Regions from separate parts of the Homo sapiens genome. Here region 1 is linked to region 2. Evidence: read pairs that join two places in POLR2A ChIA-PET (ENCODE). Cell type or tissue: K562. All regions are shown on one strand. Region 1 overlaps MYLIP (myosin regulatory light chain interacting protein). Region 2 overlaps DTNBP1 (dystrobrevin binding protein 1).

Region 1 (5,000 bases), 490 kb after region 2:
CAATACAACAACCCTAAGGGGTTATTATTACCCTAATGTTAAAGATGAGGGAACTGGGAGGATAATTATTTACTTAGTCTAGGACTCAGCTTCAAAGCCAAGTTTGATTACCCTAAAGGTAACCCTGAGGGACTGGGCCTGCTCCACTGCTCAGGAGAAGGATAGCACAGATCATCTTTTCTTTCTGGCAGAGCTGCTATCCTGAGTCGTCACTGTGTATGGAAGGATTTTTTAATAGCAATATTGATTCCCTCATTTCAGAGGGTACTTTAAAGCCAAGTTGTGATTGGACTCACGTATTTGGACAATTAAAGCTAAGAAATTTAAGTCGTAGACAACTTTAAACTTTTTTATTTTAAAATAGATACACAAATTGTGAAACAGGATGGGAAATTTTTAGACATTTCTAACCTAAAAGCCAAGACTTCAGGCAGATGCCCTTTTTCTTCCATAAGCAACTTCACTCAGTAGCGTCTGTCCTGGGGAGGAGGTACGTGCTCACTGCCCTCTGTATTTACTGCTTTACGGAAGCCATAATGTCAGGAGATGTTAGAGAAACAGAGGTGTAATCACTGAGAATATTTACCAGACGTAAAACTGGAAGGACTTACTTTCATACATGCAGACGAGACTATGAAACATCTGCTGACATTTCTGTTCTTATTGACAACAGCGAATAAGGGTGCTGCCAGGCTCTTTGGTGTTAAAGTAGATGTTCAATCTTGCCTTGCAGGTGTGACACAGTGACCAGCGCCGTGATGATGCAGTATAGCCGTGACTTGAAGGGCCACTTGGCATCTCTGTTTCTGAATGAAAACATTAACCTTGGCAAGAAATATGTCTTTGATATTAAAAGAACATCAAAGGAGGTGTATGACCATGCCAGGAGGGCTCTGTACAATGCTGGCGTTGTGGACCTCGTTTCAAGAAACAACCAGAGCCCTTCACACTCGCCTCTGAAGTCCTCAGAAAGCAGCATGAACTGCAGCAGCTGCGAGGGCCTCAGCTGCCAGCAGACCCGGGTGCTGCAGGAGAAGCTACGCAAGCTGAAGGAAGCCATGCTGTGCATGGTGTGCTGCGAGGAGGAGATCAACTCCACCTTCTGTCCCTGTGGCCACACTGTGTGCTGTGAGAGCTGCGCCGCCCAGCTACAGGTAGGGGAGTCAGCTGCCCACTTTTGCCTGCAGCCTCACCTATCCCTCCTCTTAACGGGGAGTAGGAGCCAGGTACTGGCTCGCTAATGCACAGACGGGGAATGCCCATCTTCACCCGGAAAGGGTCTTTGTATTTGGTGACCTAAAAGGCATTGCCCTTTAGAAACATTTTAGATTAGCATACTATTTTCAACAACATAATTACTCCAAATTATGCAGTGTTTTCAAGTTCTGAAAATGAGGCTGAGATTCCTGGGTAACATATCTAGTTAGCGGCTTACCTGAGGACAAGAATCCAGGCCTCCTGAGGCCTGGCCCAGGGCTGCTTCCTCTATTTCAAGTTGCCTCCCTTTTTCTGACACTTAGGAGGATGGTCTTTATTACTTAAGATATTTGGGAAAGAATACTTCTCAATTATCCATGGATGGGTTGTTGACTCTGTGATATTGGTGATTAATTTCCTTTTATGATTGCAAATGCCTCAAGGGCATATGGGTTGGCTGTTATTTATTAGCAAGTCAAACTAATTTTAATATTAACACGAAAAAGAGAACTCACATATAGTTTTCTTCCTTTCTTGCATGAAGAAGAATTTTAAATTTCCTCTTACAAGTTTTTTCAATTTGTTTTTATTTCTCAGATGTGTTTGCCAAATGTCACTGTGGTTTTATGTAAAACTGGTTCTAGATAATACTTAGTCCTTCAGAAGCTGCTAATTTCAGAGCTAATAAGACCAAATGACCCCTGTGTCCTTTCCCCAGAAGCAGTCATAGGCTTGTCTTTTTCTGCCCACCTATTCTGACTCTCATCCCTAAGTCTCTCCTGAGGGCTGATGATGGGCACGGGCTTTCTGAGAAGTCAGCCAGGAATGTGGAGCTGCCACCTACGGCTAGAAGCAGAGCCACCCTCCCTGGCCATGTGGGCATCAGCCCAGAAATGTTGGCCTGAGTCAGTCAGCTGAGCTAAGGACACACAATTTCAAGAAGGGTCTCCTGCATTGCTGCCTGAAGTGTTATAGTCTACTCATGTAGAGACCACATTCTGCACAGAAAGACGTCTTCAGTAATTGCTTTATTCAATGTACCTTCTTTAGCGTTTCACTAAAAATGTAATTAATTTCCTTCAGTTTATACTATGTCATAGTATTTATTTTTAAGCCCTTGTAAAGTATAAACTTTCAACCTGTGAGACGGCAAAGATCTCTACCAATTGAAAGCTAGAAATCACTGTGATCACAATTGATTTAGAAAATTAAATGCACTAGAGACCAGGGGTGTGCACAGAGACACAGGCCCCCCACCGAGGCTTGCATGCTAACAGAGACTGTTGGCTTTTCTTTCCCAGTCATGTCCCGTCTGCAGGTCGCGTGTGGAGCATGTCCAGCACGTCTATCTGCCAACGCACACCAGTCTTCTCAATCTGACTGTAATCTAATCTGTTGTGCTTTTGTTGGACTTGGCATGTTTCCATGAACTGCACTATTATAAACTATTAAAATGATAGATTGTGGAGAAAGTAATTATTCCAACACCCATCTGCCATGCGATGTTAAAAAAAAAAAAAAGGAAGAAAAATAACACAGCTACTCCTCACTGCAAAAACATATCCATGCGTAGAATCAACAACTCCAGTCATGGGACCAGGAGGAGCTCTGGGACGCAGACACATTCCTTGGATGTTGATTTTTTTTATGATCTAGTAAAGGAATAGGTAAAGTCTTTGATGTCAGTGAAGTGGCAACATAGCCAAAAAGTTGGGTACCTTTTAGGAAATGATGTTGTAAGTCTCCTTAATGTATCCTGAGGTAAGTTTCCTACTGGCAGCAGATTTTGTAAGAATTACTTTTAAGAATTTCATTCTTTTTGTATGGTCATGGAGCTCCAACCATTTTTAATAGGAAAGTCTTTTGTAAATTGTTGTCGTTTTAATGTCATTTCTGTCTTTATAACTTGATCAAGAATGATTGGAAGGCAAACAGGTTTACAAATCAATTCTGTGACTTTTAAAAAGTTGACAATGTTGTCAGATTTAAACCAGTGTGGCTAGTAAAAAGCAGCTCACTCAATGTGGGTGGCTCCCTATTCCTTTACGCTCCCCCTATCCCTACCCCACAAGCCTTTCGATTATAAAATACTACCAATCTTGTTATAAGATTACTGTGGAGTAGTCAAGTACTCCCCGGGCCTTCTGAGCTGGTGGAATATTTTATTTCAGACTGAAAACAGAGAGCACTCTCCTTGGGAAGGGAAAGCGGAGCTTGCTGAGTGAGAGATGGAGCCTCATGGTGTACAACTGAGGGTAGTTAACTCATCACTTCTCCCAAGCACTCGATCCCAGCTTCACCCACTGGTGTTGCTTTGCTTGAACTGTTCAAGCCTTTTATAGCCTTACCATAAGTATTTAGATATGGTGTCCTTTTCTGTTTTTGGGGGGGGAGTTTTGTTGTGTTTTTTTAAAGTAAGTGCTTAAGTATTAACTTTGGGTTGTCCCCTCTGTATGTTTCGAAGGGGTTTTGGTTCTTTTTGCTTCTGTTTTCTTAAACATGTTTTCCACTCCCACTTGGGCATTTTGGAAGCTGGTCAGCTAGCAGGTTTTCTGGGATGTCGGGAGACCTAGATGACCTTATCGGGTGCAATACTAGCTAAGGTAAAGCTAGAAACCTACACTGTCACTTTACTGAGATTTCTGAGTATACTTTTCATATTGCCTTAATGTAGCAGTAATGTGTTTATGCATTTGTTTCTTTGCACAGACATTTTGTCAAATATTAAAACTCTACTTTTTTATGGCACATATTAGCATATAAGCCTTTATTCCAAGAGGTATTTATTTTTTCACTTGTAAAAAAATAATGTTTCCACGTAAAGAACTCTGTTATATCCTAGAGGACTCTGTCTTTTATATTCGGGATAATAAAGACTTTAAAGCAAACATGGATGTGTGTATTGTCATTTAAGCCAGTTTTATTTCATTTCAAAGAAATAAGCAAGGGGTAACATCACAGTTAGTATCTACTTTCCTCCTACCGGGAATTTAATTTTTTTTTTTTAATAATTTCGGTGCTCTACAAATTCAGAGAAACTTCTTTAGTAACAAACTATAGAAATGATCCTTGAGAGTATAGTCTTTTTTTTTTTTTTTCAAGAAAACTTGAAAATATTTGTGGTATTGGTTCTAATGGAGATCACTTCACCAGGTTATTCTCTTATTTATGTCTTTGGGTGGTTAGATTGGTATGTAGGGGAAAATGGGGTCATGAACATAAGCAGATGAAAAGAAAAAATCAGGACAAGTACTGGAAGCTATTGGAGAAGGAAGGAAGTGGCAAAGCTGGAAGTTAACAATTAACAACCCAGCTGGTGCTGCTGGTGTGTGGCCTGCTCAAGACAGGGGAGTGGCCTGGGTCATAGCAGTAAGGGCCTCGGGCTACAGAAGCTCGGGCTGTATTCCTGCAGGACTGCTGGTCTACTCCTGCTAGGTCCTAACTGCTCTATGCTTGCCAGTGTGTGCTCATCTGTGTTTCTCCAGAAATACATTTTGGAATAGAGAATATTGTACATAATATATATAAGTGATAATTATCTGTAGCAATTGGAAGAAGTAAATTTATTTTTTTTAATTAGAGGCAGGGGTATTTGTTTTTACTGTACCTATAACCTAAGTCAATCTTCCATCAATTTCTAGGAATTAACTAATTTGTTCATTCAACACATTTATTGAAACCTACTAAGTTATTGAGCCCTGGAAATTTAGCAGTCATCAAGACATAAATGATTCTGGATGCCTGTATCATGTACTTAGCCTGTAACGTGTACTTTTGTCTCTGCGCGGAAGTTAGATAATATG
Region 2 (5,000 bases):
CCTCAAGCTCCTGGCCTTAAGCGATCCTCCCACCTTAGCCTCTCAAGTAGCTGGGACTACAGGCTCACACCAGCACACCCAGCTAGTTTTTAAAAACCCTTTGTAGAGACAGGGGTCTCCCTATGTTGCCCAGGCTGGTCTTGAACTCATGGGCTCAAGCTATCCTCCCACCTCAGCCTCCCCAAGTGCTGGGATTAGAAGCATGAACCACCATATCCAGCCAAAAAACATTTTTAATAACAAAAACAATCTTTTAGGTATTCATCTTTTCTCACCACTTCTTCTCCAAATAAATGGCCAATGTGCCAAAATGCAGAAAAGAAACTGTTGGAGAAAACAAAGTAGCTATAGGAAAGTTGGAAATAGTCATCTTTTTCCCTGCTAAAAAATAAAAACAAAGTAAAAAACAAAGTAGCTATAGGAAAGTAAAACGAAGTTAAAAAAAAAAAAAAGTAAAAAAACAAAGTAGCCATAGGAAAGTTGAAAATAGTCATCTTTTTGCCTGCTAAACTTTCTTGATTGTTTCCAACTATTATTCTTAAGATGAAAAATATAAAAGATCAGATATACTTAAGAAAGTAACAAAAAGCCAAAAAGGTATTTTCTAAAATAACATCCTCAAAACCCAGAATTCACCTGAAATTAGCCCACTATTTTTATTTTAGGATAACTCCAGTTTCTCTGGAGAACTTATTCTGTCCTGGAAACAACCCACTTATAACGTCTGTTTAATGTCCTACAATATCATGACATGCTGTGAAGGAAATACTGACCTAGGGGGAATATTCCAGTTTCCTCAAATGTAAAATGGTAGTATTATACTCAACCATAAAGATTTGCCATGAGAATTGAATAAAATTCCAAATATGACCTTAATGGCATTCTGGAAACTACAGAGCTAATTTCAAATGAAAGTTATAATAAAGGTGATCCCCATCAAGAAAGCCGAGAAACCAATGTACTACATTACTGGGCTAAGGTGAAATAAAGCAGAGGTTCCCAATGTGCCTACAAAAGGCTTGCCCAGCCCTATTCTTGGTCTTCTCCCAAGTACCATACACCCCATGAACACATAAGTGCTGTGTGAGCATATTAATATATAGACTAAGTGAGCCATCTGACAACTATTTTCTACTAATGACAACTTTCAAGTTCAAAGCACTAAACCTCAAATTCGTCATAAAGTTCAATAATTTTATTTTTAGATAGCTCCAACGACTTCACCTTAATTTGACACCAGCATATTTATGTCTTTGAGCTTTGTAGAAAATACTAAAATGGGGGCTTCTTACTGAAAAAGGGGGGTGACTCACAAAACTGCTTAGACAAAAAGTGTAAAAGGATGTAAATAAGCCTGGGCAACATGGCGAAACCCTGTCTTCCAAATATACACAAATTAGCCAGGCGTGGTGGTGTATGCCTGTAGTCCCAGCTACTTGGAAGGCTGAGGTGGGTGGATTGCTTGAACCCAGGAGGTTGAGGCTGCAGTGAGCCATGAGCATACCACAGCACTGCAGCCTGGGTGACAGAGTGAGACCCTGTCTCAGAGAAAAAAAGAAAAGAAAAAGATGTAGATAAACAGAATGATGCATTGAGTACTACAATGACTGCTGAGATCTGCCGGTGATTCAACAGCGTGCGGAACCTGCATGACGTTTCATTTACTTGTAACTCAATTTCCAACTGTCTACATCATTGGCTATTAGGAAAGGTGAGGACGATTGCTTTAAAGCACCACAGAAATGTATGAATTAGCATATTTTGTCATAAGGCACATCCAATCTATTACATTTTCACATCAGTGTTCATCATTTTTTTTCTCTCTTAAGCGAGATCAGGGAAAAGCCAAAGCCTCAATCACACTTAAAAGTGCAAATGGCCTAAGGTACAAAGCCTAAGAAATTCACACAAAAGCTGCACAGACTCAGGAAAGAAAGATGAATTTAGACTATCTACATCCTAATGCCTTTATCCTAAGTCCCAAATACATGGCTTCAAGTTCTCACTTCTCACCTGAGCGCAAGAGAAATTTCCAATTGCTTCTCAGCTGTCAAGCAGCTAGCTCATCACAAATTCACTGTTAACTGTTCCTTCTCTCTCAAACCTATTGTTAAATTCTTTAATGCTGGTATATGACACCATTTATCTAAGATACTTCCAAATTCACATTCTCAATTTCTGCACCTTTTTCATCTCCCACTGCTGTCTAATCTGACCAGTGCCTAACACATCTATTCCCTCCTTTAAACTTCTATCAGCACTGCCTTATCTTCTCTCATCTGGACCTTCATTACAGCCTCCTAAATAATCTCCCTCTACCCCATCCCCTATCTTCCTATCACACAGCCTCTCAAGTTATTCTTCCAGAAACACAGAAATATTTTTCCAGAAATACAGGTAGGCCATCTTCTCCTTAGCCTGATTTTTAGCCACAGAACTTATGGCCGTCTAGATATTCTAGACAGTCTGCTACTAGAACGAGAGTAAGGATCTTACTTGCTATCTGGTTTGTTCTCTGCTATATCCCCAGTACCTAAAATAGTGCCTGCCACATAGTAAGCACTCAATAAATATTTGACAAATTAATTAAGCAAAGCATTGAAGATATTCTATTATTAGGCACTAAACTTCCTTTCCAGCTTCATCTCCCAGGACTGCTTCCATCTCTGAAATGTGCTTATCCAAATCTATCGCAATTTCTCCTCATTATTCAAGGCCTAGTTTTAGAAACCCCTTCCTCTTTGAAGCCTTCTGTAAATGCATCCTAACTAATGACTCTTTCTTCGGACTCACATACCACACTATTTGTATCTTTAACATTCTGTTCATTCTGCTTTGCTTTATATCAGCACCAGTCTAGGGCATCTGGTGGACAGAGACTGTTTTAGACACCTTTGTACCTGCAGGATCTGGCCCAATATATAGACATTGTTTAGGAAAGACTAGGCAAACCTGAGCATATGGGCTCTCAAATCTTTTTTAAGCTTCTATGAAAAAGGACACTTTGAGTGCCTAGTCTAATGTCTGGCACTGGCACTTAATAGGAACTCTGTAGATATTTATGAAATCAAGTTGAATACTGAGATTATTTTCTCTTTAAGATGATGATTAATCCCGGAAAAGTCAACATTTCAAGCAACACTTCACCATTTGACCACATTGTAATTTAGATGACTGGCTCCAACCCCCTTTGTGTAGGTTTTGGTAGATACTACAAGGACGGAAGAAGACAGAATGAGGACACTGGGCAGGGGTGCAGGTGGGCGGCAGGGGCAGTGAGGGCTTTGAGGGGGAAACACCCTCTAGCTGCAACAATAGCAGGTTTTTTTATCCCCAACCACAGGAACCCAGTGCATCACAAATAGGAAACACCAGCCTGTGACAGGCAGCTGTAAACCCGTCAGTAAATCTGATTTTCAGTTCCCTGAAGGGTTTGCATGCCTAAATACCTCAATCCTGAGGCCTTTGGTCGTAACAGCTCAAAAGGTAAAAGTCAAAGACCAGAGTGGCTTCGAAGTATGTACTTTGGTATGTCCAAAAGTCTTCCCCAGAGCTCAAGCCAATCTCTGTAAAAATGGATATTTTATGTGAACTCTCCAAAAGGCTCCAAGAATTCTGACTCAGTTAAATCAAATTACAACTCACTTTAGGTGAGGGGAAAAGATCTTTGAGTGAAGCTCAGAACCAATCCTCTTCAGTCTGTGGCCTAAGGCTGGCCCACCACCCAATTAAGGCAGGAAGAATGTGATGTAATCACTAGTTTTTCTCAAGGTTGACATAATTGTTACTACGCATAAAAATTTACAAAAAAGGCCATAAGTCCATGGACAACCTAGAGCTCCCCCCAAACCACCAGTAATCTCTACACTGCCCTTAAAGAACAATGGTCTTAAGCTGCACTTTTTCAAAGTTTGAATGGAATGTAGAAATTTATTCTTATTGGACATGGTTTCATCACCAAAGTGACATTCTGAGACTGATAAGGAATCGTTCTATTTTACTAAAAATGAAAAAAAGTAAATTTATCTAGAGTTAGGGCCTTCATATGAGTTTTCAGAAAGTGAAAATGATCACAGAAGCTCCGAAGAGAGGATGCTGCTCTGGGCGACAGCGGGAGCTGCACTGGCTGCACTGAAGGAGCCCAGAAATGCCTGAGGCCTTCCATTCCATCCCTGGGGCAGCCTGCACACCCGGTGTTTCCAATTATTTTAGAAGGCAGCTGCTCTGGCTTCCACACAATTGCTCTGCCACCAAGTGTTCTACAGAAACGCCAGGTCCAATGTGATAGCTCTGGGTGGCCAGGGCCATGTTTTTTCATTTTTTCTTTCTTTTTTAAGAGATGGGGTTTCTTTCTTTTTTTTTTTTTTTGAGACGGAGTCTCCCTCTGTCACCCAGTCTGGAGTGCAGTGGTGTGATCTCGGCTCACTGCAACCTCCACCTCCTGGATTCAAGAGATTCTTCTGCCTCAGCCTTCCAAGTAGCTGGAATTACAGACGCACGCCACCATGGCCAGCTAATTTTTGTATTTTTTAGTGGAGACGGGGTTTCACCACGTTGGCCAAGCTGGTCTTGAACTCCTGACCTCATGATCCGCCTGCTTCGGGCTCCCAAAGTGCTGGGATTACAGGTGTGAGCCACCGCACCCAGCCAAAAGATGGGGTTTCTTTGTGTTGCCCAGTCTTGAACTCCTGGGCTCAAGGGATCCTCCTGCCTCAGCCTCCCAAGTAGCTGGGACAACAAAATTGTTGGAAGATTCCATAAAGCTTCCCCATGTGGCCCTTTAACAGTCGTCTGTTTTAAAAATTGGTTTTTAAACAGATTTAATGTGTGAAACTTATCTGATCTGGATTTGAACAAACCAACTGTAAAAAGTCATTTCTAAGCACAAAACAAATCTGATTATGGACTGCATAATTGATAATATCAAAAAATTAGTGTTAATTTTATTATCTATGATATCAGCATTGCATTTATGTAATATGTTTCTTTTTTAGTGATGC

What was found. Peaks named below come from ENCODE experiments on the same cell type or tissue, not always from the same donor. Only the 100,000 strongest peaks of a DNase experiment are listed, where the experiment ranks them.
Region 1: POLR2A ChIA-PET joins it to region 2 with 5 read pairs; 9 of 35 experiments call an interaction of 5 or more read pairs at or near these places.

Annotation. Positions count from the first base shown.
Region 1 is chr6:16,144,164-16,149,163 of GRCh38, forward strand. MYLIP (myosin regulatory light chain interacting protein) reads left to right here. Exons shown (of 7, transcript NM_013262.4): 6 at 734-1,154; 7 at 2,499-4,085. The coding sequence ends at 2,588. It also overlaps the pseudogene LOC124901514. Among named protein-coding and RNA genes, the nearest start is that of MIR4639, 5.1 kb to the left of the region's middle. In K562, no CTCF peak of the experiment used is centred here; no DNase peak of the experiment used is centred here.
Region 2 is chr6:15,655,203-15,660,202 of GRCh38, forward strand. The region is part of intron 1 of DTNBP1 (dystrobrevin binding protein 1); the gene reads right to left. Among named protein-coding and RNA genes, the nearest start is that of DTNBP1, 5.3 kb to the right of the region's middle. In K562, no CTCF peak of the experiment used is centred here; a DNase peak (open chromatin) is centred at 2,322.